Linked DNA regions of Homo sapiens: all the other regions are linked to region 4. A link is a loop called in an ENCODE intact Hi-C map of the cell type or tissue named here. Cell type or tissue: PC-3. All regions are shown on one strand.

Region 1 (5,000 bases), 260 kb after region 4:
GTCTTATCTTCAGAATTCTGGGGTATATGAGGTATTACTATAAAGATACAGGTCTGCTTCAAAAAACATATATCTTATTTTATTTTATTTTTTAGAGATAGGGGCTCTGCCGGGTGCAGTAGCTTATGCCTGTAATCCCAGCACTTTGGGAGGCCGAGGCGGGCGGATCACGAGGTCAGGAGATCGAGACCATCCTGGCTAACACGGTGAAACCCCATCTCTAGTAAAAAATACAAAAAGTTAGCCGGGCGTGGTGGCGGACGCCTGTAGTCCCAGCTACTGGGGAGGCTGAGGCAGGAGAATGGCGTCAACCCGGAAGGCAGAGCTTACAGTAAGCCGAGATCGCGCCACTGTACTCCAGCCTGAGCGACAGAGCAAGACTCTGTCTCAAAAAAAAAAAAAAACAGATAGGGGCTCCCTGTGTTGCCCAGACTGGTCTCGAACTCCTGGGCTCAAGGGATCCTTCCACCTTGCCCTCCCAAAATGCTGGGATTACGGGTGTGAGCCACTGCGTCCTACCACAAGTATGCTTTGCTTTTGTTTCTTTTTTTTTTTTTTCCTTTTTTAACTTCTTATTTAAGAAAAAAAAGAGAGAGAGAGAGAGACGGGGGATCTCACTTTGTTGCCCAGGCTGGTCTCAAACTCCTGGGCTCAAGCAATGCCCACCTTGCTTTTCTTATGGCTTAAAGTAAGTAAAATAAAATGCTTTGAGAAATGATGGCATTGTTAAATAAACATATAACAAGAAAAGACAATACTCACTTGAATATACAAGTTAAAATTTAAAAATCATCAGTAACTAAATGAACATCAGAGTTAAGCACGAATTCCTTCCTTCAAAAAATGAAAAATCTCATTTTCATTTTTTGAATGAATACTCAGGCCTCTTTGATTATTATAACGATCCCAAAGTCCCTATACTACTCAATAATTATTTTGCCTGAAAATATGTGGAGGAGGAGGGGATTAATAAAGATAAAAATCTCTTAATTGAATATAAACAATTTAACTGTTCAAGAATTCCCCAAGTAAATTTTATCTACATAGTGTGGGTTAAATGTGGGGGGAAAAGGGATGGTAGATGCAAAATGCAGTTATTTGCTTCAAAAATCTATCTGTGTGAGTAGCTCCAATGTATAAAAGATCAAATGAAGAAAGTTTTACCGGCTTGTTTCCAATGCCTCCGACTTATCTGGGTGGATCTTCCCCTCTGACTCATTCTGGAACAGTCCTCCATAAGTCAAGGAGACAGTTTACAAGCTGGGGAGGTTTCCCTTCATAACGGCTGAGGGAACTTATTCTCTCCACAACCACGGTTCAATGTGTCAGGTACTGACATAAGGAAAGAATGTCTCTGACCTAAGGAATTCATAATCTAATAGGGGAGACGGACAAATAAATAGGTAAGTTTAAAAATGTCAAGTTCCCTGTCAAGGTAGAAAAGTATAGGGTGTCTTGGAGCACAGAAGAGGGTGTCCAGAAAGGCAAATGCAGATCAGATACAGAAGCAAGGCGTTGGGGTCCAAAATGCCCAGGTGGATGTCCTGGTCGGATCTCCAGAGTCCTACAGAGGACTTCCTCCACACAGGGCGGGTCAGTTTCAACCCATGGGAATGAAAGGGGGGGAAAACATGGAGAGCAGCTTCCAGCGCAGGGGGAGGAAAACATTCCCCAAGGAAATACTAGATTCCTGAAATATGTCCAGCCCTTGTGGAAAAGATGTAGTTCGGGCTGCAATTCGAGCAAACTTCGGAGAAGCTTCAAAAGCTCCGACTTGGCAATTCAACTCAAAGCGCTCTTCCAAGCTCTTCCTATTCAACTGCAACTTCTAAGGCAAAGTCATTGTTTACAGCCTGGCGGAGTTGGAAGAGTCTCCAAAAACACAACTTGCCGTGACAGTTGGAGTTTATAACCACCCTCGGACTTTAATGACAGGCAAGTCTGAGAAGCTTCCAGCACCACGGCCTGACTGACTTCTGCGGGGCTGGAGGGAACGGTGGGTCCCAGATTTGGGACCACCCTTCTGCAGTGAACACCTCCCCCACATTCTCGTTTGCCACGCCTCTAGGCCACCTGGAGCTGAAGTTTCGCTGTTTTCCACGGCATTTCCGGAATGCCAGGGCATGCCCTGTCAATCCTGCACGCCCTGCGGCCGCGCTGCTTTCTCCACCGGGGCAGCGCTGAGTAGGCGGGGCATGCGGGTGGGGCGGGGCTCCAGCCAGGGTGGGTGGGGCCTCTGCACGAACACCTGCCTGTACTTGGGCCCGGAGCTTGGATCTCTGCCCAGAGAGCTCCGGCAGCCCCAGTCATCCCCGGCAATCAGGAGGCAGCGCCGCTCGGCTGCTGCAGAGGGCGTTGCCCGACTTAGCGACAATTTTGTCCTACCTCCTCTATACACCTTGCTCAAGTGACTGGACTCTCGAGATTCAATTTCCTTATTCACAAAATGGGGTTGATTATCGTTAAATTTCACAGCTGTTTGAGGATTAAAAGAATGACGTATCTATATTGTTTATGTGCCAAGCACTGACACTTATTCATTAGTGCTCGTTTCTTTCCTTTTTCTTTCCAAATTCAGTCTGATTCAGCAAATAGCTACCGAGGGTCTACTTGTTTCCAGTCACTGGGGATTTAATGGCAAAATAACCCTCAAGAAGCTTATTGTCTAGTGGAAAAGACCAACAGGTAAACGGGCAGTGGGAAGTGCTGTGAGGGTGGAATTGCTGGGTGTTGGACAGGTAGAGGGGGCTGTGGAGGAAGAGCACGTTGCAGCTAGTTAGAGAGGTAGGATGAGAGCAAGGACAGGGAGAAGCTGGAAGTAGTACAGACCCTCTGGAAAGGTGAAGCTGGATCATGGGGCCAGATCATGAAAGAATTCCTAAATTATAAATTCTAGTGGCTACAGATTTTTATGTTGAAGCAGAGAGGAAACATGGAAGTATCTTAAGCAAGAGACTATGATGTGATTTGGATTTTAGAAAGATTCCTCTGGGTAGAGATCACATCGATGCAAGGCACAATTTAGCTCCTAAGCTCATTATTAGCAGCTTCATTTGAGGGTCACATAAAGAATTCCCCTAGGGTCTAAATAAAGTATTTGGAATTTTTTAGGTCAGGCCATGTAATTCTGAATTCTAGAAAATGACTAGAATTGGTTAGTTCTTTCTCTATAACTGGAATTGAGTTGGGTTTTAATATCCCCTCTATAAACCAGGCTTGATTTCAAACCAAATTTTATTACTCAGTTGGAAAAAGAAAACTTTTATACCTACATTAATCAACTGCCCCTTTGTAAACTTGCTTTCTCACTCACCTCCACGTGCCTAGCTTCTGGGATCAAGAAACCAGGAGGCAATGAAAAGTGTTATCAGACTTGCATTAAGACCAGCCCCTCCTTAAAGATGTTCTGGAGACAGAACTTAATCAGGTGGAGCTGGGCAGGGCTGAGGCTTCAGGCTCAGGCTCGCAGGCTGGTTTGGGGGATTAAAAGCCTAAACAAGTTAGTTGGGTTGTTCCTCTCCCATCATTTCCTGTTAGGTGATATGTGAGTTGGTTATGTTCTTATTTTAATGATTCACCCCTGAACATTGCTTCTGAAACAGCAGTTTGCAGGGTTAGCGAATAACTGTGCTGTCATCCCTATTTAAACCCAGTGAACAGTGATTTAATCTCAGATGTGCTCAGTGCAGGCTTCAGGTTCTCTCTGTCTAGTCCTATCATTGCATAGGATGGGTGACTGAGCTGGTGTGGGGATGAATTAATTGGCTCCTCCTCAGAGTTCCTCCAGGTGGGCAGGTTCTAAAAGAGTGAGTCTTGTCAGCACCAACTCCTTTTTTGTGTGTGGCAGAAGGTAGGTCTGAAATTTTGCCCTGAGTTGCTCCTAATTTGTTCAGTGATCTGGAATTGCTCCTTCCATTCTTTGAGGCTTAGTTATAAAACAAGAGTTTGATAACATGCTGGAAATTTCCTTCCAGCTCTAGGAGGGTTCTGGTCATCAGAGCAGTCAATATCAAATCCCTACATTTAAAGGTACAGCGTGAAACTATAAAGAATTATCCTCAAACGCTCCTCTGGGTCTACACCTTTGCCTGGCAAGCAGTCTCTTTGTCATTGCAAATTGATTTCTAAATGAAACTGCAAATCTTGTCAAATATACAGGATTACATCAAGCTGATGAAAGTAATAATGGAGAGAGCAAGTTCTTTGCACAAACAGGGGTCTTGCTAGGGAGATTACCTAAAAGCTGAAGAAAAAAAAAATAAACAAGAATGATGACAACCTAAGTGCTTCAAAAGAGAATGATTAGATTAGCAAAGGATTAATAGAGACATTTTGAAAAAACTTGGTGAAGCCTATTTACATTTTTATAAAAATGGCAAGTCAAACATGATGGAAAATACCTGAAAAGTGATGTCGATAAAACAGTAAATACTTGATTTATTGGAATTATAAATAATACTTGTTTTATAATTTCATTATGTTTTTCAAAATGAAATCCAAACTTTTTTCTATGAAATTTTGTTTTCCCCTTTGTGTCCATTTTAAATGGCTTTTTCGGATATCACTATTTCCTTTATTAATCTTCAATCTTGTTTCAAAAGGGATTTAAGAGGCCTAACATTCTGTGTTGAATACCAGTATATTCTAAACTCTGTTGCCAAATAAATCCACTTTTAATACCTCTGATGGTTCTCATTTTAAAAATATATTTTGCCTATTAATTGGCATTTTTTTCTTCTTCTTTTGAGATGGAGTTTCACTCTTGTCGCCCAGGCTGGAGTGCAATTGTGCGATCTTGGCTCCACCTCCTGGGTTCAAGCAATTCTCCTCCTTCAGCCTCCTGAGTAGCTGGGATTACAGGCACCCGCCAACACACGTGGCTAATTTTTGTATTTTTAGTAGAGATAGGGTTTCGCCATGTTGGCCATGCTGGTCTCAAACTCCTGACCTCAGGTGATCCGCCCTCCTTGGCCTCCCAAAGTGCTGGGATTATAGGCGTG
Region 2 (5,000 bases), 150 kb before region 4:
CTGTAAACTAGTTCAAGCATTGTGGAAGTCAGTGTGGCGATTCCTCAGGGATCTAGAACTAGAAATACCATTTGACCCAGCCATCCCATTACTGGGTATATACCCAAAGGACTATAAATCATGCTGCTATAAAGACACATGCACAGGTATGTTTATTGCAGCTCTATTCACAATAGCAAAGACTTGGAACCAACCCAAATGTCCATCAATGATAGACTGCATTAAGAAAATGTGGCACATATACACCATGGAATACTATGCAGCCATAAAAAATGATGAGTTCATGTCCTTTGTAGGGACATGGATGAAATTGGAAATCATCATTCTCAGTAAACTATCACAAGAACAAAAAACCAAACACCGCATATTCTCACTCATAGGTGGGAACTGAACAATGAGAACACATGGACACAGGAAGGGGAACATCACACTCTGGGGACTGTTGTGGGGTGGGGGGCGGGGGGAGGGATAGCATTAGGAGACATACCTAATGCTGTACAGCACACCAGCATGGAACATGTATACATATGTAACTAACCTGCACATTGTGCACATGTACCCTAAAACTTAAAGTATAATAATAATAATAAAAAAGAAAAAAGAAAATGACCACTGAGTTTGTCCATGAAGCAAATGGATCTGCTGTAAACTGGGCCTTGTCCAGGACTCAATTTGTTACCTGGCATCCCTTTTCCATGAAAATGCTTTGGTTCTCTGGGTATTAATGTCATGTCAGACTCCGTGTTCAAGAGTCCTCCACCTATTTGTGTATTCTGCTTTCCCCACTATACAGTTAGCTGAAATAGCCATAGGGGATCATTACCACATACATTTTCCATGCTGCTATAGAGTCCCTTCCTGAGAACTCAGTTACCTTTCAATGTATTCTGAGATCTGACCTGACTCAGGTTTGGATATTGGGCAAGAGATTGTGACTTTTTTTAAACTGGGAACAACCATTCTCAGCTTCCAGATCTTCTGCCCTTGATTTGATTTGTCCTTGATTTGGTTGCTTAAGTACTTTCCTTGTTGGCCACCATGTTTTATTGATCTTTATAACTTTCTGTGAAGAAAGGCGGACTGCCATCCCATTCTTACAAGTCATTATGATAATGACAATGCTCTAGCTTCTGATGAGTAAGTGCTAGGATCTGGCCTCTATTTTATTCAAGGTCCTATCATTCCTATTGCTATCAGAAAGCCAAGTTCTATGACTGCCTCTCCTACAGAGGAGAATCATTACTGAACATTTTAGTGATTCCAGTGCCCTTCTCAAGGTGTTTTTTTTTTTTTTCATAAGACCTTTGTAAATGGTGTGGGCTCTGGGCCTTCCCATAGAATGTAATTATCAAGTGTGTCTTCCAGCCATATGTAGTGGATTCAGGACATCAATCCTATGTCGTTGAGCCTTTCAATCCCTCCCTCTACTGTCTACCACAATAATTATGGCATTTCAATTTCACTCAGCCTGAGCCATTCTATTTTTCATGCTTCTAGAACTCATTCTAGTAGCAGGATTGTCCTATCTCCTAGTATCCTTGCCAGTGTCCTAAATCCTTTATCTCAGGAGATTACTACCAAATCAAACTCTTTATTAATTAACTATATATATTAGAGTGATGATCTAGCATGCTGAGAAGCCAGTCCCAATCATACTCCCCCAGCTCCTGCTGTATACTTCTGCAGGTCTTTGGAGTAGAGTTCCATTCCTCCTTCCTCAGGTGTAGCACCTTTCAGGCCCATCACCTCTCAAATTGGATTATGCTGTCACTTGGCCATAATTATAGGGCTAGTAGCCAGGAGAGAGTAGGTCCTGAGACAGGCATGTGTCACTCACTTTGCAGAAGAGATTCCTATGCATTATCTTTCAGCCCAAAGAGGTATTTGCTGTTAATAGGAAGAGTTGAGGGCCATTTCTGAATGCTAAGAAAGTTCAGGAGAGTCTGGGAAGCCAAACTTTGGGATGCAGCCACCCAGATGTCCTCATCCTACGTGTCAGGGCCCCAGATTATCCTAATCAGAGCCCCAAATTTGATGTAACAGATCTGTTTTGTGGGACATTTAACTATATTTGACATTCTATCATTTCAACTCTTAAATGGGCTTGGTCCTCATTTTTATATGTCTCCCTGGTGCAGGAGATAAAAAGTTTTTTTGTATACAAAGAACCCCTCTTGCTTACTTTCCTAATTTTTAATTGCCTGCTCGTTATCTTTCTGTGGCACAGAAGCTCTTAAGGACATCCATCCAATTTATTCTTTCTTATAGTTTCTCTTTCCTCTGTGTGTCCCAAATACTTGAAATATTGTACCCACCAATGCTTTCTCTACCCATGGTAGACACTAGACCAACACAATATATCACCAGTGAAAGCTGTATCTGCTCCTCCCACCAATAGTGATAGGGTCCTCAGTTCCAGCTGAGCGGTAAGTAATCCAGCTCCAAAACCCTATCATATCACCTACTTTTTCAGTCCATACCACCTCTGGTACCAATTGCTACAGGTTGAGTTCTCCAGAAGCTACTCTGAGACCAAATCAGGGTGCAGGATTTTTTTTTTTTTTTTTTTTGGAATTAATATTAATCCAACAAGAAGGGGGAGGAAGCAGACTTGAGCAGAAGAAGTCAAACTACAATGCAACAATCTCCTAACCAAACAGAAGGAACGCTCAACAGTCAGTTACACACCACAGTTGTCCTGCTTCAGGCTTCAATGGCCAGGCTTTTTAACCCTACGCTACTTAATTACTGGGTATGGGTTTCCCCAGCAAGAGGGTGTCATTGGACGAGGAATCTTTCTACCAGGGAGGCTGACCTTAAAGGAGCTGACAGCCAGAAGTGCTCTGCACTCCCCACAGCCAGGCTCCACTTACATGAAGTGAGCTGGGTGGCACATCTCTATATCTACCACTTGGTGGCAGTAGTGAAAGGACTGAGATGAGGTTATAAAATGAAAATTCATCTGCCAAAACGATTGCAGGATATTGCTATTTGGAATCAGCAAAATATGAGGAAGATGTACCGGACTCGATTGGAAAATGTGAGGCTGCTAGACCGAGCAAGTACTAAATTTTAGCTCGAGCTTTATTTAGTAATATGGGTATAATTACCAGATTATGGATTCAACTATAAAAGCTGAAGCAGCTGGAAGTTGCTTTTGTGTTTCTCATCTAATTTGATAAAAACTTGAACTCAAAGGTGGTCCAAGCTAGATTTTGGCCTCTATACTGTAAACAAAGAATTTCTGTCAACTAAGTACTTCACGAGATAGAAATTCTAGTATGTATTTACCACATAGCAACCAGATAATCACCACCAACCTTCAACTATATCCTATTAAAGGATGCAGAAGGCACACTCTCCCCATCAAGACATAGGAGAGGAGTGTGCCAACAGCTATGAAGTGCTAGAGTAGTTGTTCTCTATATAGCACAATGCTGGTGAAAAATGCTAAAGATTAAATGGCCTCCCTCAATTCAATAGTGTATTAGGTCATTCTCACAATGCTATAAAGAAGTGCCTGAGACTAGGTAATTTATAAAGAAAAAGGGTTTAATCAGCTCAGCTCTGCAAGCTATACAGGAAGCATGATACTGTCATCTCCTCAGCTTCTGAGGAGGCCTCAGGAAACTTACAATCATGGCAGAAGTCTCTCACTTATGAGTGAGAATATACGATGTTTGGTTTTCCATTTCTGAATTACTTCACTTAAAATAATAGTCTCCAACCCCATCCAGGTTGCAGCAAATGCCATTAATTCATTCCTTTTAGTGGCTGAGTAGTATTCCATTGAGTAATTAATAGAGGGAAAATTAAGCTGCAACATGGATTTGCTTTCATGTTAAGAAAGCTACTGCATTTCATCAGCATCTTTTGTCTCAGCAAATTCAACTCCAGCCTGGGTGACAAAACAAGACCCTGTCTCATAAGAAAAAGAAACCCAAGCTTATCTAAGCTAGATGGGGCATTTATTTTAGCAATACTGTCCATGAACTCTGAAGAGAGACACCAATGATCTCATGATGACTGGAATTCCTTCTGCCACCTTCAAGCAGAAAATTGAAAACTACAGTCTATGCACACACATGCACCCTAAGGGTCAGGCTTTGTCAGCGAGGTCCTATCAAAGAGGATGGGGGCATTGCCAGGAGATACCCCTAATAAATCCATCCCCTAATACGTCCAGCCCTTAATGATGTCCTGGGATGGACTCTCCTTCACAGGCTCATACTTCAGTGTTTGTAAATATGTCATCATAACCCCACTCCAACTGGTAAAATAACTTCCCCACAGCAAATAAAGACACAGCCTAGACAAGTATTAGAAGCAACTCCGTTAGCACAAAGAAAACTTCTCACCAATCTCAAATTTTTCTGTAACTCTACATTCAAGATGCATTTTTACTGCAAAAACAAGTTCCTAAGAAGAACACAGGAATGAGGAAGGATACAAGACAAGCCAGGGGGGTGCAAGAGAAAAGAAAAACAAGTGTTATCCAGCTTGTGATGCAATCACAGGCCAAGCACCCATGGATGGAATCACTTAACAGGCTCTGGGGGAAAACAGACTGTCAGGTCCACTGTAGTGCCACTGGAGGGAGCAGGAGTGAAATAGTGACTGATATCTGTGCTAAATATACTGATGTTCTGAGATTATTGGGGTCAGGGGAGGAGATTGCAGAGAGAGAGAGGAGAAGATTGCATAAAACGGGACAATTAATAGATATGTATAGTGCACAGGCAAGTGGAGTGGTAGTACAAGAGCAAGGTAGCAGGCTCGTACAGTGAGGCTGTTTCTTGGGAAACTAGGGAGCAGCCCAAAGATAGTGGAATTACTAAGAATTCCATTGATATTTCCAATCAGCAATGGCCATTCAAGAGAAAATCCATGCAAAATTTGGGATCAAATGTTTCAGGCATTAAGGAAAGTTAGGGCGACTCATCCTTCCTTTCTCAGTTACGAAAAAAAACCCAACCTTAAATAGAGCAGACAATTTCCAG
Region 3 (5,000 bases), 250 kb before region 4:
AGGAAGAAGAAAACTAGGTATTTAAACAGAAGAATGTCATACAAAAATAAAAATAAGAAAAGATTACATAACGGTGGTAAAAGAATAGAGAAGCACAACAAGGGATGAACTTTGCAATAGCAAAAACTTGCTACCACGTTTTGACTTGGAATGCAACAGTAGAAAGTACCAATGGAGCTGAACAACCACAGATGGGCTGCCCAGAATTACCAGGGACCTGAAGAAGGACTGTCTGATAAAAGCAGGATCTTCCGAAATGCAGCGGCTGCCTGAGACCTGGGGAAGCAAGCAATGGTATAATCTGGTTCTCCCCTCTCCCTCCAGTATTCCATAAGGACTTTCTTGAACTGAGACCTCTAGAAGCCAGAAAGCAAGAAAGGAAGCCTGGGAAATGTAGTTCCAGTGTTATTGGGGGTGGAGGGGACTCATATTGTGTACATTTGCAGAAAGATTTTAAATTACAAAGATACTCAGACACTTTATGTGTGCAACCTCAGCCAGAGATTGTTACCCACATGACAGGTGGGTTCAATTACTTGGCAAATGACAGTCCGATGACCACAACCCACAACCAAGGAAGATTTTAAAAGGGGATTTTATTACTTGCAACAAGTAAGGAGGATACCCAGTATAGTTACCCAAAACAGTGTCTCCTCAAAGATGAAAACAGGGCTTTGATTGAGCTGGTTAGCTGAGTCATTGTATGTAGAGGTGGAGTAAAGGCAGCACAGGCACATGCCCATCATGCTTCTACATACATGGTATCAATAGCAAATGGCCAAGAAGCTCCTCCCAGGGTGGGGTTTTTAGTATGGTAATGAAGAGAGTTCACCAAAGTTCACCCCCAACTCAGGTATCTCTGGACCCAACTGATGTTTGTCTTTCAGGGCCTGAGCTTCTTCCTAGAACTTTTAAGTGGGTACTTTTTCACAGTGTGTACCAGAAAATCCAGGGACCCTGAGTTACAGCATTCTCAATGCTCGCCTCTTCCATGCCTCAATTTTAAAAGGATCCAAAATGTTAATAATTCATATGGGATTATCACATACTGTTTCACCCTACCAAACTGAGGAAACGTGGATTTCAGCCCTCACCTCTCAGTTATTCCATGCAAAATTAGGTTCTCAGAACACCAGAGACTGAAGCAGAAGCTTAGTGGTACCTGAGGGGAAAACATGGGCAAAGATGTTCTCTTTTTTCAGCCTTGACAATATGAAATCTTGATTCTGTGACTTGGGAACCTGATGAGAAATTTTACCAATTGTAAAGGTGAGTCTTGGCATTGTGCATTTACTGCACCTAGAAGGGAGACTTACCTGGGCAACTTGTCTCTCTCTCAGAGAATGACATTGAGACCATCTTCACTTCTTGATATATTTAGAAACTTGCCTTGAGTCAGACCCAGTTATCTCACATGAAGTAATTTTTTGCTTCCATTATACATATTCAAAACTCTGGCCTTGTCCCTGGGATTCCAGAAATTAAAGGAATCAAATGGGAACTAGAAGCTGAGTGGGGGATCTATCTGGCAGCAGAAGCTCTTGGGTGTCCCGTCCATAGGCATTTTTCCCTCCTGTGCCAGAGGGCCTGGTGAGGCACTGAGGAGGACTGGGAAACCCTCTCACTAGGGAAAATCTGATCCTAGTTGTCACACATGTCTCAACTGGAAAACGATGCTTTTTCTGCAAATTCCTACAACTGATACTGCCTCTAGGGCCTGGTGAGGATCCATACTGCTAGCTGGTGCTGCTTTGTCTTTTTCCTCAGATACTGAATGTTCCAGGCCTTGGCACCATTTCTTTCTGCTCTGATCATGGAGGCTGGCTCAGCTGAACTTGCAGCAGTTGGACTTTTACCTCTCTGTACATCGATGGCTAGCACCATTTCCTGTTGATGAGTGTCTTCTTTGCTTTTATTTTTGCTTAGCCAAACTTCCATCTTTCCAAAATACCTCCTTTAGATTTTGCTTTTCAGGGTGAAAGAAGAAATAAAGAAGTTCAGATGCTGCCTGATTTAACTCTGATTTGAAAAATAAATGCACCCAACAAACCAACATGTAATCCTAGTCTGGACTTAAGCTGTTATTAAACACCACTTCTTACCCAATTCATCTTGACTCTTCCTTTCTATAAAGTTATAATACTATAAATTTCTCAAGAATGATCCCTCAGAAGACTAGGAATAGCTGCATCCCCACCTATAATTAATGCACCACTTTTACACCTACCAGAAATTTTTTTGAGTATTTTTCTCTAATCTTCCTGATTATCTCTTCAAAATCTCTACATGTGTAATTTATTTTGTACAGCTATCTGACATTTACAGGGGTAGTTGTTCAATTTCTCTTCCTAAAGACTTTCTACTCACAGCTTTGAGTGGCAATCCCTTGATAGATTTCTGGATTCTGACCATGTATGGAACAGTCTTTCCAGTCTGCTCATTAGGATTACGCCCCCTTTCTCTGATTTTACAGCTACACTCCATCTGATCTAGTTAAAAATTCAAATATTTATCTAGTTTATAATACCATTTTAAAGAGCAGGTAGGCAGAGTAAATCTTTTTCCTTTTTTAATTTATTTCGTCTTCAAGTTTTTATTTCCTTGTCATATCTGTCAAGTCTGTCCTCTAAGGTCTAACCTTTATTCTAAGGAAATACTGCATTTCTCCAATTTATCCAAGCTATCTTTCTTAGGTTCCCTCAGAAGCAGACCTTGAGGCAAGGCAAGTGCAGTTTATTTGGCAGGTGTTGCCCCAGGAAGCACCAGTAGGGGAGTGGGGAATGAGACAGGGAAGAGGAGGGAGCCACTACCTGGTTCAATTATGAGCAGATAGGCTCTGTGGGCATCTGGGGCTCAATCTAATGGGTGCTTTGGGTGGATGTCCCACTGAAGAATGAGGAAGGTGAGAATTTATCCTCCAACTCCTGTCCATCATCGGTTGAGAGTTACCCCACAGTCGTTATAAATACTGTTGTTCCAGTCTCTTCCAAGCTCTAGAGATATTGCATAAGTAAGCCAGTGCATTACTGTCTACTGTGTTCATTCCCAATTTTTCCACAAGTGGGAGCTTTAGCAATATTGATGTTACAGTATTCCAGGTGTTCCCCCACCTCACATTTACTGCCAGCAATGAGGTACTTATTGCTATTTGGACAGTGACTGTTTCAATTCCACAATCCCATCCTGAGGCTCTGCTTTGGAATATACCTTAGAACTATTGTCTTCCATTGAGCTACTCCTGAAATAAAACTGGATATAAGGATTTGAGTGAAAACTTTTTATTTTGGAAGTGATCCCAGGAAGCACTAATAAGGGAGTGGAGAAGTGAGACTAGCAAAGAAATGACACCAATAGTGTGTGTTAACAAGGAAGTTACTGATGTGGGCTCCATCCCACTGAGGAAATCATTAGGTCTATGTATGTCTCACAGTTATTTTAGGGGGAAGGAAGCTGGTGGTTTAGCCACCAGCTCTTGTCTGTCCTTGCCTGAAGACTGCCCCCGGGTGTTATTTCCTGGGTAATTCCACCTTTTTCTGGGCAAAGGCTAAGCATGTGTCTTGGTCCACTTGGGCTGCTATAACAAAATACCATAAACTGGGTGACTTACAGTCAATAGAAATTTATTTCTCACAGTTCTGGAGGCTAAGAAGCCCAAGATCAAGTCACCAGTAGATTCAGTGTCTGGTGAGGGAGAGCCCACTTCCTGGTCCATAGACGGTGGTCTTCCCAGCCTCACATGGCAGAAGCAGCAAGAGAGCTCCCTGAGGTCTCTTTTATAAGGAGGTGATTATTGTAAGGACACTCATTCTATTCATGAGGGCTCTACTGTCATGACCTAATCACGAACCAGACTCCACCTCTAGATACCATGGATTTGAGGAACATAAACCTTCAGTCTATAGCAGGACGTGACCAGAAAAGAAGACCTCAGAGATAGCATGGCAGGGGTCTGCAGTAGGAGGCTGCAGAAATATAGAGGAATAGCGAGTATTTAGAAGACAAGAGTGGGCACCAACATCTGCCATATAGTCTTCCTTCATTTTGTTTCCATGATTCTGCTCTTACTGTTTTGATAATCAAACTAAAATAGGTTTTTCAAATCAATCTTACTCCTCTTTAGTCCCTAAACAAAGTTGATTCCTGGAGATGGACAATTCCAGGCATAGGCCTTTCTTTTTTTTTTTTTTTTTTTTTTTGAGACAGAGTCTCACTCTGTTACCCAGGCTAGAGTGCAGTGGCGCGATCTCAGCTCGCTGCAAGCTCTGCCTCCCGGGTACATGCCATTCTCCTGACTCAGCCTCCTGAGTAGCTGGGACTACAGGCACCTGCCACCACACCCAGCTCATTTTTCTCGTATTTTGTTGTAGAGATGGGGTTTCACAGTGTTAGCCAGGATGGTCTCGATCTCCTGACCTCGAGATCTGCCCGCCTCGGCCTCCCAAAGTGCTGGGATTACAGGCGTGAGCCATCGTGCCCGGCCCAGGCATAGGCCTTTTTAAATTGTCAACTTAGACTTTGAGTTTGCAACTGTTTTATTTCTCAACCAAAAATCTGACACATTTTCCTTAGAATAATTATCCCCATTCTTTTTGTTTATTAATGAAATGCACCACTTTCCTCTCGGCAAAGCTACAGTTTGGACTTCTGAAACCTAAAACAGTGATTAGAGATAATGAAATTAACTAGAGTCAGATTCAACTGGAGACTAAATAGTGTGGAGTGACTCTTGAACTTAGTAGCAAGCTTCTCCAGATCCATCCAATGGCCCGAGGTGCAGGTAGTAAAATTTGAACAACTAGGTTAGCACTGACTACCTAGGCCTAGGACTAGCAATTTTAGCAAGAGTGCTGTAAGATCATTTTACATATTGCATGTATCTATTCCAAGTTATATTTCTTGACATGGAACTTTTGTGTCAAAGGAATATACTTTTTAAAAATTGTCTAAATACATTTAAGAAAAGTTAATCCATTTTAAACTCCAACCAAGAGTATGTAAAA
Region 4 (5,000 bases):
GGGAGACTTTTTGAGGTCCATACAGTTGTCCCTGGGCTGCAGCATCCCACAGGGGAGGCTTCACCACCAAGGTTTTTACAGTCACAAGCACTCATTTGCTTATGGTATATGTCTTATCAAAATGACAAAAATACTCCTTTTTATTGCCACAGTAGAAGAAAAAAAACCATTAAGAGCTGATTATTTGAAATGGAAAAATGTCTACATGCCAAGAAAAAAAAGATTTTATCTTGCAATAAAGACCTTTTCCTATAACAACAGCTAATGTTTGTTGAAAGCTTTTAATATGCCAAGTCTTGTGCAAAGCTCTTTATATGCAGGATTTCATCTAATCCTCCTAGGAACCCCATGAAGCATTATTATTATGTCCATATTCAAATAAGAGAATTGAGGTGTTGCAAGGTTAAGTAATGTGCCCAAAGTTGCAAAGGTGGGGAAAGATATATCCAGGAATCAAACCAAAGTCTATCTGTCTTTAGAACTGACTTAACCTCTACCATGTACAACCAGCTTTTTTTTTGGAGACAGAGTCTCGCTCTGTCATCCAGGCTGGAGTGCAGGGGCACCTTCTCGGCTCACTGCAACCTCCACCGCCCAAGTTCAAGTGATTCTCCTGCCTCAGCCTTCCGAGTAGCTGGAATTACAGGCACCCATCACCATGTCTGGCTAATTTTTGTATTTTTAGTAGAGACGGGGTTTCACTACGTTGGCCAGGCTGGTCTCAAACTCCTCACCTCAAGTGATCCACCCACCTCGGCCTCCCAAAGAGCTAGGATTACAGGCATGAGCCACTGCGCCCAGCCAAGGTTTCTTTTCAGAGAAGAATTTTCCAGATGATTATGAGTATAGGCTTATTTACAAGATTTAGAATTAGCTAAAAATATTTTTTCAACTTTTTACAAACATGACTAAGGTGAACATATAACGAAACCTTTTATAAACAAATGCATATACCAATTGGGTGGAGAATTGTTTAATTCGCCACATGAGCACTTAGAACATACTGAAACTTTAAATCTTTTAAGCTTTTATAGCCTACCAGTGGAATGTACTAGGAACTCTGTCTTTTTTTTTTATTTTTTTGAGACAGCATTTCACTCTTGTCTCCCAGGCTGGAGTGCAATGCTGCGATCTTGGCTCACTGCAACCTCCACCTGCCGGTTTCAAGCAATTCTCCTGCCTCAGCCTCCATAGTAGCTAGGATTACAGGCATTCACCACCACACCTGGCTAATTTTATATTTTTAGTAGAGATGGGGTTTCACCATGTTGGCCAGGCCGGTCTCGAACTCCTGTCCTCAGGTGATCTGTCTGCCTTGGCCTCCCTAAGTGCTGGGATTACAGGTGTGAGCCACCGCACCCGGCTGGCACCCTGTCTTCTTAATACCAAAGGTGTCAGCATCATTAGCTGCTAGCCAAATGGCAAACAAAACCACTTTACCTACTTGGCCAAGTAAATATTGCGAAAGTAAGGAAGGGATGGAAAAATAAAGGTTATTTAGTCTTAGCTATTGTATTCCTAAAGTAAATATAATCTTGCAAGTCATCATGGGGAAAATAACTAGGGAAACCTAAATTATCCTCCAAAATTCCCTTTGCCTTTCATATTCAATAAAGCCTAACCCTCCCTCACCATCAATAAGTCAGTCTGTCTTTGGTTTGCTTTGGCGGTTGAATAGCTGCTACGTTAGTGGCATATACAAAATGAGAGGGTAGAAGATCAATAGAGAGATTATGTAAGAAAGAAATTCATTACAGTATCTCTTTATAGCACTTCTATTTGCTTATTGACTAAATATTTATGTTAAGCACTGTCTATGTGCCAGGCACTATACCCCAGCTACAGAAAAAAAAAAAAAAAAAAAATGAATGATATATTCCCTGCCCTCCAGTAGTTCAGTTTCCTGGGGGAATGAGACATAAGTAATCAACTGTAATAGGGCTGAACTTGACCCTAAAGGAGTCAAGTGGAGAAAGCACATATTTTTTTCTGTCTGGGAAAGTCAGGATATTGGGGCTTAAAGTATAAGTTGCGGTTCACCAGGCAGAGAGGGACACAAAAAATATTCCAGGAAGACAGAACAGTATGTTCAAGGTGACTACAAGTAGCTCAGCATGATTGCAGTTCAGGTTGCAAGTTGGGGAGTGGCAGGATATGAGGCTGGAAAGGCAAACATAAGCCCAAATGACATGCATAACTGCCTTGTAATATCACACTTACCTTCTCACTGCATTCTAGAACATGTCTTATTCATCAATGTCTCCCTAACTCAATGTGTGCCATGTAATAGGTCCTCAAATAACAGTACATTAACAGCCCGACAATCTTTTTAAATGTAATTTTATGTCTATCATAATCAGTTGTAAAACTAGGTCAACTTGTATTAAGCTGTTAGTTGGCCTTTTTTAAAACTAATGTAATGACTGCCCTCTAGTGGTTATAAAACAATAAACTTTTCTATCAGTCAATGCCAGTAGCTTTCACTCTTTCCAGTAAGAAAACTTAACTAAGGCATGCCCTTTGATATTTTTATATTCTATTGTATTTTATTTTAAAAAAATGTTGGTTACAAGGAATAATATATCTTCACCCACTAATAGCTTGCCATCCAGTTTGACAACGAGTGTTCTCTGAGAACACTTGGTTTAATATATTAACTATGTCATATAGACTATGGTTTATGATTTAATTTATTCTGAAAGTAGATATGATTTAACGTTTTCTGAAATAGTAGGCTGCTTAAGTTTAACAATACAGATAATATAAATAATACAAATAAAATTCCCCATACACTAATACTAATCATACCTACCAAATATATTATCTTTTCTATTAGTAACTTACATACATTTCACATGTATTACCTCAAAAAAGTCTCTACTACAAATCTGTGTTTACTTTCATTCTTCAGAGTTGCAGACTGAATTTCCTCAGTCATAACAAGACTTACAATAAAGTTATGAAATATAGCTTATTGCTATAATAGGAAAAATAAGAAAACATTCTATAAGGTGATAAACAGGGAAACTGTTAAATTATGGTACATTTATATGATGACTATTACACAGCCATTAAAATTATATTTTCAAAGAATATTTAATGAATTAAAGAAATAACAATGATTCGTTGCTAAGTGGAAAGAGAGGGACCTGGAGCTATACTTAGAGTGTCTCAACCATGGGAGGAAATAAACACATCAAGAAAGAAAAGCCAGGAAATTAATGCAATCAAATATCAGGAGTGGTTTCTCTGCAATCAGATTCCAGGTGATTTTCATTTTTTCTTAATACTTTTTTTTTATATTTTTCACACTATCTACATTGTGCATGTGTAACTTCAGAGAAGTCCAAAAAAATTAAAAGCAAATGAAATTGTCTCCTTTGATAAAAGTGTACACATGAAAGAGAAAGAATGCCCCTCAAAGTCTGCCTTTCCAGATGTCCTGTGTAGCTGAATTACAGACCCTGTAACAGATTTTCTATACTGGAGGATGAGTTTGCTTGTCACAAAAGCATCTTCCAGGGTATTCCTTATCTACAAATATTCGTAAAAGGAGGCCTGGACCTTCAGAATCAGAAGATGAGTAGGTATAATTTTGTGTTATCTCCTGTATATAAGTATCAGTCAAAACAAACTCTCCAAGAACTTTATCTTGGAAAGGTTACATCAGTCTGAGTTTTGTTCCATTGGATGGCCCTTTTTTTTTTTAATTTTTTTAAAGAGATGGGGTCTTGCCATGTTGCCCAGGCTAGTCTCAAACTCCTGGGCTCAAGCAATCTTCCTGCCATCCAGGCCAGGCACAGTGGCACTTTTGACTGCAAAGTATGAAAGCACTAAGAGTATTGCTCTACAGAATGGTAAATATGATATGCAATTTTAAATTAATTTATATTAAAAGGTTGCCAAAGTTATCAATGTTGCTTATATTTCCTAAAATGGATTATGACCTAAACAATATTTATGAACACCTAAAACTCATTAAAAATCTCTTTTCCATTTTTAATATTTTATCCTCATATTTTATTGTATATGCAGTCGTTGTCATAATGCCTTTCTTCCAGAGATTTTTTACAATGCCTTTTTTTAAAGATTAAGTAGAAAACTTTCCAAGAATTTCAAATAATTTTAAAGAAAGAAATTTATACATCAGCCACTCCATCTAACTCTTCATATTAAAGATGAAATCCAAGTACTTTTTAAATGACATTAGTTAAAGCTTCCAATGTCCACGGAAATAAAACTAGTATTTTGCCTTTTTGGTTTCTCCAGCCCAGCAAAGAAAGAATGAAAAAAATATTTGCAGAAAGTGAGAACTTTGTAAGTTACTGCATTGATCAGAAATCAATTCAAAGCTATGTAATACGTATTCACTCAATACAACTTTACTGAGTACCTCTTAAATCATCTCTATGCTTGGGACCAGGGACTCCAATAGAGATCAAATACAATCCCACTAATCAAAACATTTAGCCTATGAGATCTTAAAGACCGGCAAACAGGCAATTACAGCAAAGTGTGAGTGAACACAGATTATAATGAGATTGCCTAGAAGGGCCATCTAATCCAGGACTTGGGCTGTGAAGGCAGGCTTTCTGGAAAATGTGACTACCAAAGTGAGGGCTGAAGGATGGGTTAGACAAGCAAGGATGGAAGAGGATGTAATTTCAGGCATTAGAAACAGCATGTGTCAAACTCAGCCTGCTTTGCCCATACTTCATAAATCTCCAAATCAAACAGGGCTTTCAGGCAAGAGAGCAATTGGAAGCATTATTATACCTCTGCTCTTTCCTGAAGCCCTACTTAAATCACAAGGATTAAAAAGGACAGATAGCAGCCAGGCACGGTGGGTCATGCCTGTAATCTCAGCACTTTGGGAGGCTGAGGCAGACGGATCACCTGAAGTCAGGAGTTTGAGACCAGCCTGGCCAACCTAGTGAAACCCCGTCTCTACTGAAAATACAAAAAAATTATCCAGGCGTGGTGTCAGGCACCTGTAATCC
Region 5 (5,000 bases), 160 kb before region 4:
GCCTGTAATTCCAGCACTTTGGGAGGCCGAGGCAGGCGGATCATGAGGTCAGATGTTCGAGACCAGCCTGACCAACATGGTGAAACCCCGTCTCTAACAAAAATACAAAAATTAGCCAGACGTGGTGGCGGGCACCTGTAATCCCAGCTACTCAGGAGGCTGAGGCAGGAGAATTTATTGAACCCGGGAGGCGGAGGTTGCAGTGAGCCGAGATCCCACAACTGCACTCCAGCCTCGGCAACAGAGCAAGACTCCATCTCAAAAATAAATAAAATATATATGTATATATTATAAAAAGAAAAAGACTTATCTCCCCCAGAAAAAGGGAATTCTGCCAGCAGACTGCTTTTGGACTCAAACTCCAGCATTAACTGTCCCCTAAATTTCCACGCTGTAGATTTTGGACTTGCCAGCCTCCAAAAGCACACAAGCCAATTCCTTAAAAATCTCTGTCTCTCATAAAAAAAGGGTGGAGGGGCAAATGGGCATTATGTATTTCAATGTATTATATATTTAGTATGTTATGTATTATTATGTATTTTAATCTCCTACCAGTTGTGTTTCTCTGTGGAACCATGGTGAATACATGGTAACAGATTAATATTAGCTAAAATTATAAACAATGTCCATTTGTAGGTTAAATTGAGGCATATTATTCCCTAATGCTTTCTCCTCATTGAGGCATATTACTCCCTAATGCTTTCTCCTCATTAAGGTAACTGATAAGTCCAAATTAGCACTCAGAAAAAGAGACTGATGGCTTCGAAGATTAAGATATTCTAGATACTTGACACTATGATGAGATTATTTTGCTACATAATGTACATTTTCCCCACCCCCTTTTTTAAGCCGATCATTCAACTATTACTGCCTTATGCTAAAAGACAATGCATATGGATCCTCCCTGGAAAATGACACATGGCCTCTTCAGGCCTGCTCCCTACCTCTTCTACTGTCTGATCAAGGGGCCCACCAGATATTGGACTTTCTTCCTTGTGGTAGAAGGTGGAAGCTGCAATAATTTATCTTTTACTTTGGAGGGAATGTCCCAGAATACCATTGACCACTGGACTCCTAAAACTTCATGAATGTGACAAGTCCCTGAATCCTCATAGGGTTTATCTCCCAGCCTCTGAGGTGTGTGTGTCTTATAAAGGCCTCCTGTATGCTACCCACCTCTTGTTCATTCCACCTAATTGTCTTAGTTTAGGCTGCTGTAACAAATTACTACAAACTGGGTGGCTTATAAACAGAAACTTATTTCTTACAATTCTGGAGGCGAGAAGTGCAAAATCAGGGTGCCAGCATGATCCAGTTCTGGTGAGGGCCCTCTTTACAGTTACAGACAGCCATCTTTTCAGTGTCCCCAAATGGTAAAAGAATCAAGCTCTCAGGGTCTCTTTTATAAGAGTACTAATCCCATCCATGAGGTATTTGCCTTCATGATCTCATCACTTGCCAAAGCCCCCACTTGCTAATACCATCACATTAAGGGTCGGGATTTCAATATATGAATTTGGTGGGACACAAACCTTCAGTCTGCAGCACTGATCAACATAACTGTCATCAACATGATACTTTAGCACATGATTTTTCCAGGATGTCTAGATGATCCAGATCTCTTTGGACTATGAGAAGACTGAGGGAGAAAAAGTTAACATAGCCTGGAGAAAACCATAAATCTGTATTTTTGTCTACTCAGTGATAACTGTTTCTGATCCTCTTTTCTCATTGGGATAGCAGCCATATTAATCTAGCCTAGCATAAATACCATACCTGACATGACAGCTGCAACTGGGGCTAGTACGTGGTCAAGCTTGTAGTAGTTAGTTATAGTTACCCTCCCAGATCCATATGGTTTCTGCAGAGGCCAGAGTGGTAAATTGAAAAGATCTATGATATGGCTACCACTTCTACATCCTTTAGATCTTCAACAGTGACATTCATCTCCACTATTCCCTGTCCCCTTGTAATATGTGATTTTGCTTTTCATTTACCATCATGGCTGGTATTGCATAGGGTGATTTCAGGTGCTTCCTCTTGACCTTTCCACAATAATAGCTTTCCCCAACAGGCTGTGAATCCAAGGAGGGTGTTCTACCAACCACCAAGTATGGCAAAACCAATTATACATTTGAGGACTGGAAAATGACCACTGGGAGGAACTAGCGAGCCAAGATGCCCGAATAGGAACAGCTCCGGTCTACAGCTCTCAGCATGAGCGACGCAGAAGACGGGTGATTTCTGCATTTCCATCTGAGGTACCGGGTTCATCTCACTAGGGAGTGCCAGACAGTGGGCGCAGGACAGTGGGTGCAGCACACCGTGCGCGAGCTGAAGCAGGGCAAGGCATTACCTCACTCGAGAAGCACAAGGGGTCAGGGAGTTCCCGTTCCTAGTCAAAGAAAGGGGTGACAGACTGCACCTGGAAAATCGGGTCACTTCCACGCTAATACTGCGCTTTTCCGACGGGCTTAAAAAATGGCACACCAGGAGGTTATATCCCACACCTGGCTCAGGGGGTCCTACGCCCACGGAGTCTCGCTGATTGCTAGCACAGCAGTCTGAGATCAAACTGCAAGGTGGCACTGAGACTGGGGGAGGGGTGCCCGCCATTGCCCAGGATTAATTAGGTAAACAAAGCAGCCAGGAAGCTCGAACTGGGTGGAGCCCACCACAGCTCAAGCAGGCCTGCCTGCCTCTGTAGGCTCCACCTCTTGGGGGCAGGGCACAGACAAACAAAAAGACAGCAGTAACCTCTGCAGACTTAAATGTCCCTGCCTGACAACTTTGAAGAGAGCAGTGGTTCTCCCAGCACGCAGGTGGAGATCTGAGAACAGGCAGACTGCCTCCTCAAGTGGGTCCCTGACCCCTGACCCCCGAGCAGCCTAACTGGGAGGCACCCCTAGTAGGGGCAGACTGATACCTCACACGGCCGGGTACTCCTCTGAGACAAAACTTCCAGAGGAACGATCAGACAGCAGCATTTGCGGTTCACGAAAATCCGCTGTTCTGCAGCCACTGCTGCTGATACCAAGGCAAACAGGGTCTGGAGTGGACCTCTAGCAAACTCCGACAGACCTGCAGCTGAGGGTCCTGTCTGTTAGAAGGAAAACTAACAAACAGAAAGGACATCCACACCAAAAACCCATCTGTACATCACCATCATCAAAGACCAAAAGTAGATAAAACCACAAAGATGGGGAAAAAACAGAGCAGAAAAACTGAAAACTCTAAAAAGCAGAGTACCTCTCCTCCTCCAAAGGAATACAGTTCCTCACCAGCAATGGAACAAAGCTGGACGGAGAATGACTTTGACAAGTTGAGAGAAGAAGGCTTCAGATGATCAGACTACTCTGAGCTACAGGAGGAAATTCAAACCAAAGGCAAAGAAGTTAAAAACTTTGAAAAACATTTAGACGAATGTATAACTAGGATAACCAATACAGAGAAGTGCTTAAAGGAGCTGATGGAGCTGAAAGCCAAGGCTCGAGAACTATGTGAATAATGCAGAAGCCTCAGGAGCCGATGCGATCAAGTGGAAGAAAGGGTATCAGTGATGAAAGTTGAAATGAATGAAATGAAGTGAGAAGGGAAGTTTAGAGAAAAAAGAATAAAAAGAAACGAATAAAGCCTCCAAGTAGTATGGGACTATGTGAAAAGACCAAATCTACGTCTGATTGGTGTACCTGAAAATGACGGGGAGAATGGAACCAAGTTGGAAAACACTCTGCAAGATATTATCCAGGAGAACTCCCCCAATCTAGCAAGGCAGGCCAACATCCAGATTCAGGAAATATAGAGAACGCCACAAAGATACTCCTCAAGAAGAGCAACTCCAAGACACATAATTGTCAGATTCACCAAAGTTGAAATGAAGGAAAAAATGTTAAGGGCAGCCAGAGAGAAAGGTCGGGTTACCCACAAAGGGAAGCACATCAGACTAACAGGGGATCTCTCAGCAGAAACTCTACAAGCCAGAAGAGAGTAGGGGCCAATATTCAACATTCTTAAAGAAAAGAATTTTCAACCCAGAATTTCATATCCAGCCAAACTAAGCTTCATAAGTGAAGGAGAAATAAAATACTTTACAGACAAGCAAATGCTAAGAGATTTTGTCACCACCAGGCCTGCCCTAAAAAAGGTCCTGAAGGAAGCACTAAACATGGAAAGGAACAACCAGTACCAGCCACTGCAAAATCATGCCAAATTGTAAAGACTATCGAGGCTAGGAAGAAACTGCATCAACTAACGAGCAAAATAACCAGCTAACATCATAATGACAGGATCAAATTCACAAGTAAAAATATTAACTTTAAATGTAAATGGACTAAATGCTCCAATTAAAAGACACAGACTGGCAAATTGAATAAAGAGTCAAGACCCATCACTGTGCTGTATTCAGGAAACCCATCTGACGTGCAGAGACACACATAGGCTCAAAATAAAAGGATGGAGGAAGATCTACCAAGCAAATGGAAAACAAAAAAAGGCAGGGGTTGCAATCCTAGTCTCTGATAAAACAGACTTTAAACCAACAAAGATCAAAAGAGACAAAGAAGGCCATTACATAATGGTAAAGGGATCAATTCAACAAGAAGAGCTAACTATCCTACATATATATGCACCCAGTACAGGAGCAGCCAGATTCATAAAGCAAGTCCTGAGTGACCTACAAAGACACTTAGACTCCCACACAATAATAATGGGAGATTTTAACACCCCACTGTCAATATTACACAGATCAACGAGACAGAAAGTTCACAAGGATATCCAGGAATTGAACTCAGCTCTGCACCAAGCGGACCTAATAGACATCTACAGAACTCTTCACCCCAAATCAACAGAATATACATTTTTTTCAGCACCACACCACACCTATTCCAAAATTGACCACATAGTTGGAAGTAAAGCTCTCCTCAGCAAATGTAAAAGAACAGAAATTATAACAAACTGTCTCTCAGACGACAGTGAAATCAAACTAGAACTCAGGATTAAGA
Region 6 (5,000 bases), 560 kb before region 4:
TAAGCATGCCAATGAGTCGGAAGGCGGAATTGTGCCCTTGATCTCTCAAGTCGCCCACTTGGCCCTCTTCCAAGTAAGTGTACTTTACTTCCTTTCATTTCTGTGCTAAAGCTTTTTGATAAGCTTTCACTCCTGCTCTAAAACTTGCCTTGGTCTCTCACTCTGCTTTATGTCCCCTTGGTCGAATTCTTTCTTCTGAAGTAGCAAGAATTGAGGTTACTGCAGATTCCTAAGGATTCACCACCGCTAACAGTCAGGACACAGCTTGGTTTTGCCAATTTTAGGGACACATGAGACATCAATCAATACATGTAAGATGTATATTGGTTCTGTTCGGAAAGGCAGGACAACTCGAATCAGGAGCTTCCAGGTCATCCGTAGATGTAAACATTTTTCTGATTGACAGTTGGTTATTATCAATAGAAAGGAATGTCTGGGTTATAAGAGGTTGTGGAAACCAAGGTTTTATGTAGATGAAGCCTCCAGGTAGCAGGCTTCAGAGAGAATCGATTGTGAATATTTCTTATCAGATTTAAAGAGTCTGTTCTACCAGTAATTCCAAAAGAGAGGAGGGTAATAAAGCGTGTCTAGCTCCTCCTTCCCATCCTGGTCTTAATGAGTTTTTCAGGATAACTTTGGAATATCCTTGGCTGAGAGGAGGGGCCCATTCAGATGGCTGGGTGGAGCTTAGAATTTATTTTTGGTTTACAGATTGAATAAATCACATGTTGCTGGGCAGCCACAAAGTCCCAGGAGCCCTTCCAAGCATGGAGATGCATAAAAGTCATTGGATGAAAATGGCATTAGATACTTCTCTTGCAAAACACAAGTCAAGACACATGGAGTACTGCATTATTTTGATTTTCTGATAATGCATTTCTTATGGATATTTTTGCAATTCTCATGAAATACTGGAAAATACTAGAAGGCTAACAGGCCTGGTGCCTGCTTCAAGAGGAAGGAATTGGGAATGATTTAGATTATCTCACTGGATGCAGTCAGGAGCAGATAGGTTACAATTAATGTCTAGAGTATAACACTAAGAATAAATGAATTGCTGGAAAAGTTATGTCCTCATAATGTCAGCCTCAGGCCAGACTTCTTATTGGAAAAAGTTTATTTTAAAAAATAACTGCTGATCCTGTGACATATTAAATGCCTTTTACCAACCACAATATTGGAGGACTTCTGGCTTGTCCTAATTGATAGCAATTCAAAGGCTATAAGGGGCCATAACTGTTCCTCACACAGGTTTTCTTTATAAACCCTCCCTGGGCTCTTAAATCATTAGTGAGATGTCATTGGTTTAGGAGAGAGACACCTACCCTAAGTTCAAACCTAAATGTTTTGGGGATTTGCAAGAAAAAGTAATTAGGTCTCAGAGTGGACAGCATCAGGCAGAAGTGATCAAACTGAGACAGGCTCTTTGTGTCCTGCTTCTTAGTGAGGCTAAATGTCAAAAGAACTAATGACACAAGCTATGGGTTAATTATATCCTATTAGTAGGTCATGAAAGACAACTGGATCATGGCTCTGAAGCAGCCTGATAGGCTAGACCTGTAAATGGAATAGCAGAAAAAGCTGGCATGTGATTCATTTATTGTTTACTTCTACTTCAGCCAAAAGATGGCTTTCTTATTAAACAAAAGTATGAGTGAATGAGTCAAAAGTCATCACCCTGCAAAAGGGAGATGCAAATCACTCAGGAGCCACCCAATGACTGGACAATGTCAAGGTTTTCTTACATAGATTTGGTATGCCCTCTAAAAAATGAGATGAAGCCACAAGCTGTGGCAGGTAAATTAACCCAAAACAAATTAGTCCAGGTTTCATTCTCAAGGGCTGTATAGCTATCTAGGATGAATAAATTAAGATGGGCCTCATGGAAGTAGCTTGTATTAATTAGGTCTTTTGCTTATAAATAGACTACTTGTATTCTGTTTCTAGTACTGCTACTGGCAATAGCACCCAGAGCACTGCAATGAATTTCATAGGTTTCAAATAAAAGTTTTGTGAGCTGGACCTAATATGGGAGTTGCCCTAAGCCATCTTATGAATGATACTGTTATAAAATGATACAAATATCATGCTCACAAGTAATAAAAATGCTTTGAATTTTTCCCACATATTGCTCAAATGTGACTCATCTTTTTCAAAAATGGCAAATATGTGGCATGAGGGCCAACTTCCCATGTCCATGGCAAGCATTATTCAATGTCTCTATGTCATTCTTTCCTACCAATTCTGACTGGGCCTCAGAATCCTTCCTAGCACAATGCCCTAGACGTAATGTACCAAGTGATCAGAGAAACATGAGTTAGAACCTAAATTTCAATAGATTTGTGAGGTTTAAGTGAGAGTTGTTTAAGACGGAGTGGAAAAAGAAATTTTGGAGCCACATGCTTTCTCTATGATTGCTAGTATTAACTGAATGCTTATCATCAGCCTAAAATGTATTAACTCATTTAATCCTCACAAAAACTCAATGTAGGAGATATTAGTGTTTTGTTTTTCACCTGTAGAATTGGGATAATGAGGTCCAAAGAGGTTAAGAAACTTGGTGAAGAGTATACAGCTATTGTCAGAGCTGGGATTACCCAATACTTCTGGCTGCAGATGCTATACTCTGAACCATTGGGATGAAAAGAATTCAAAGAGATAAATAATACAGAGAGACTAGAAAGGGAGTAAAATCATTGAAATGAAGAAAAAAATGTAAAAGGATATGTGGGAAAAGAAAAAGATCCATATTTATAATTTTTGATAGAATTATAGATAGCTGTGTTTTGAAAAATGTCTTTGAGCATATATACAATTACATATATATGTGTTCTTTAGCTATTGATTGTATATCATGGCAGACTCTCTCTTTATATATATGTGTGTGTGTGTGTGTGTATGTATACATTTTTCTCAATGTTAACAAACAGTAGCAACAACAGGATATGTTAACATTTTCCAGAATATAAGAAGACACTTTACAATTTGACCTTTTCCAATCATTCTGGTGAAAGTCCATTTTCTGAAGAAGAGTGAAGGGTAAATGTCACACAGCTGAATCACAGACTACTAAAAAGGTTAAAGCAAACGCAGAGCATTGCCACAGTTCTTTTAGCCTGAGACATGATAATAAGTAAACTTACTTTATTTTGAAAAAATTCTTCCTATGGTGGTATAACAGTATCTTTTCATAGACAATAATTAGGACAAAAATGCAGGGACGTGAAATTCCAGACTCACTTCCTGAATGTCAGCATCAAGGTTTTCTTTTATTATTTAGGAAAAAAAAGTGTGCTTTCTATGCATTTGCCAGAAGATATAGCTCTCTGTCAACTTTTGATACACTACTCCATCAGTTTATCACTGTGCAATGATGAAAGCCTTGTGACTTCCAGGGTGGACATTAGAAAAAGAAGAAAGGTTAAAAATTCATTTGATTCTCTACAAACCAGTTGTTATGATCTGAATACTCGTGTCCTCTCCGAGTTTACATGTGGAAATCCTAACCGCCAATGTGAGGGCATTTGAAGATGGGGCCTTTGGGAGGTGATTATGTCATGGGGCCAGAGCTCTCATGAATGGGATTAGTGCCCTTATGAAAGAGGCCCTAGAGGCCTCACTTGCCCCTTCCTTCATGGGAGACACAGAAAGTGGACACTATCAAAAACCAGAAAGTGGGCCCTCACCAGACACTGAATCTGCCAGCACCTTGATCTTGTATTTCTCAGCCTGCAGAAGAGTGAGAAATAAATTTCTGCTGTTTATAAGCTATCCAATACGGTATTTTATTTTAGCAGTGCAAATAGACTAGAATACCAATCTTTCTCCTGTTTTTTCTTCAGCGTTCCAGGTAACATTATACTTAGTTAGGAAGTGTTACAGTCGTTATGAATATATGATCTCCTTAGTAGATATAATTACCTTTACCATTGAATAAGGTGCCTTTTGATATGTAATTTTCATGAGATTTTGAAAAATATGAGCCACTATTTCTATGATCCACTTATATTGGATAAATTGATTATCCATCAAATGGCACTAATATTAAAAACAAAAAAAAGAAACGATCATACAGTTGGTCAGTGTCTCTAGCTATTTACACAGCTATACAAAAATCTCTAATTTAAAATGAAATATTTTTGATAGGTCTTATCATTAAATCCATCCCAGGAAAGTGTTTTTGAAAAGTGCTTCTGGAAACTTTTATAGCTGTAGTTATGAATACAGAGTAAGGAAGAAAATTCAAGCAATCATTCTAAGATTCATGAAAAGAAAAATGAATTTACTTTAATTACCCGGTCTTGTAGAGAGTCTCTGCTGTGTCGCTCACCTCAGCTAGCCACATATGGAAGTAAAGACTTGGACTAGCAGTCCATGTTTTGTATAACAACAGATAACAGCTGAAGTTTCAGTTTCCATCCATTTTAGGGTTCTGGGCTGCACTCCTGCACAACCTTGGATTAACTTGGAAACATGCGCTGTCTACATCAAAGGGTAGAGACTCTGAAGTGTAGGAATTCATATTCAGCACCATTCACCAGAGCTGCCAAGATGACTGGCATGACGCTCACAAACCTTGCTTGGCACACAGTGATGAAGGAGGGTTTCGGAGCCAAGAGGGAGATGATATTTATGTGTTCAAATCAGAACTGATGTGGGGCATGCTTAGAACGTGCCACCTGGAGAAACATCATCTGTGTCTGGGGCTCTTCCTTGGTCTGAAGCTGGTAATCGATCCTGACAGTGATTTCGTTAGGGGACTGGCTGGCAGGCAAATACTGACATATAGTCTCTCCATTTTAATTGAAAATTCAGTTTGTTTTCACTCTTCACATGACAATAAAATTCTTTCATACTGAAACAGTCCTGGAAGGGTGGGATAGACTGTCCAATTAAAGTGAAACCATTTGCTCCTGAGTCAATCCATTCTCCTCACTGACTCAACAGCCATTGAATTTACTATTTGCTCTCCAAAGAACTCCCTAAGTGTCCCACACTCA

The links. Peaks named below come from ENCODE experiments on the same cell type or tissue, not always from the same donor. Only the 100,000 strongest peaks of a DNase experiment are listed, where the experiment ranks them.
Region 1: a loop joins it to region 4, with 5 times the contacts of the local background. A loop is called at or near these places in 8 of 110 quality-filtered maps.
Region 2: it touches region 4 in a loop (8-fold over the local background); 100 of 110 quality-filtered maps call a loop at or near these places.
Region 3: a loop joins it to region 4, with 19 times the contacts of the local background. A loop is called at or near these places in 5 of 110 quality-filtered maps.
Region 5: a loop joins it to region 4, with 7 times the contacts of the local background. A loop is called at or near these places in 100 of 110 quality-filtered maps.
Region 6: a loop joins it to region 4, with 5 times the contacts of the local background. A loop is called at or near these places in 26 of 110 quality-filtered maps.

Annotation. Positions count from the first base shown.
Region 1 is chr11:102,266,552-102,271,551 of GRCh38, forward strand. LOC105369460 (a long non-coding RNA gene) reads left to right here. Exons shown (of 5, transcript XR_007062863.1): 2 at 2,579-2,685. Among named protein-coding and RNA genes, the nearest start is that of BIRC3, 48 kb to the right of the region's middle. RefSeq lists a silencer at 2,198-2,307. In PC-3, CTCF peaks have their summits at 2,410 and 2,612; DNase peaks (open chromatin) are centred at 1,240, 2,260 and 3,630; H3K4me3 peaks cover 3,033 bases; H3K27ac peaks cover 1,375 bases.
Region 2 is chr11:101,858,036-101,863,035 of GRCh38, forward strand. No RefSeq gene overlaps it. Among named protein-coding and RNA genes, the nearest start is that of CEP126, 54 kb to the right of the region's middle. In PC-3, CTCF peaks have their summits at 2,902 (motif pointing right), 4,604 (motif pointing right) and 4,804; DNase peaks (open chromatin) are centred at 2,896 and 4,576; H3K27ac peaks cover 361 bases.
Region 3 is chr11:101,757,195-101,762,194 of GRCh38, forward strand. No RefSeq gene overlaps it. Among named protein-coding and RNA genes, the nearest start is that of CEP126, 160 kb to the right of the region's middle. In PC-3, CTCF peaks have their summits at 3,059 and 3,264; DNase peaks (open chromatin) are centred at 3,067 and 4,307; H3K27ac peaks cover 1,812 bases.
Region 4 is chr11:102,005,605-102,010,604 of GRCh38, forward strand. No RefSeq gene overlaps it. Among named protein-coding and RNA genes, the nearest start is that of CFAP300, 39 kb to the right of the region's middle. RefSeq lists an enhancer at 4,407-5,000. In PC-3, CTCF peaks have their summits at 2,382 (motif pointing left) and 2,586; a DNase peak (open chromatin) is centred at 2,137; H3K4me3 peaks cover 1,320 bases; H3K27ac peaks cover 3,417 bases.
Region 5 is chr11:101,850,320-101,855,319 of GRCh38, forward strand. No RefSeq gene overlaps it. Among named protein-coding and RNA genes, the nearest start is that of CEP126, 62 kb to the right of the region's middle. In PC-3, a CTCF peak has its summit at 2,105; a DNase peak (open chromatin) is centred at 2,142; H3K4me3 peaks cover 866 bases.
Region 6 is chr11:101,444,324-101,449,323 of GRCh38, forward strand. No RefSeq gene overlaps it. Among named protein-coding and RNA genes, the nearest start is that of MIR3920, 73 kb to the right of the region's middle. In PC-3, no CTCF peak of the experiment used is centred here; DNase peaks (open chromatin) are centred at 58, 1,668 and 2,138; H3K4me3 peaks cover 661 bases; H3K27ac peaks cover 1,525 bases.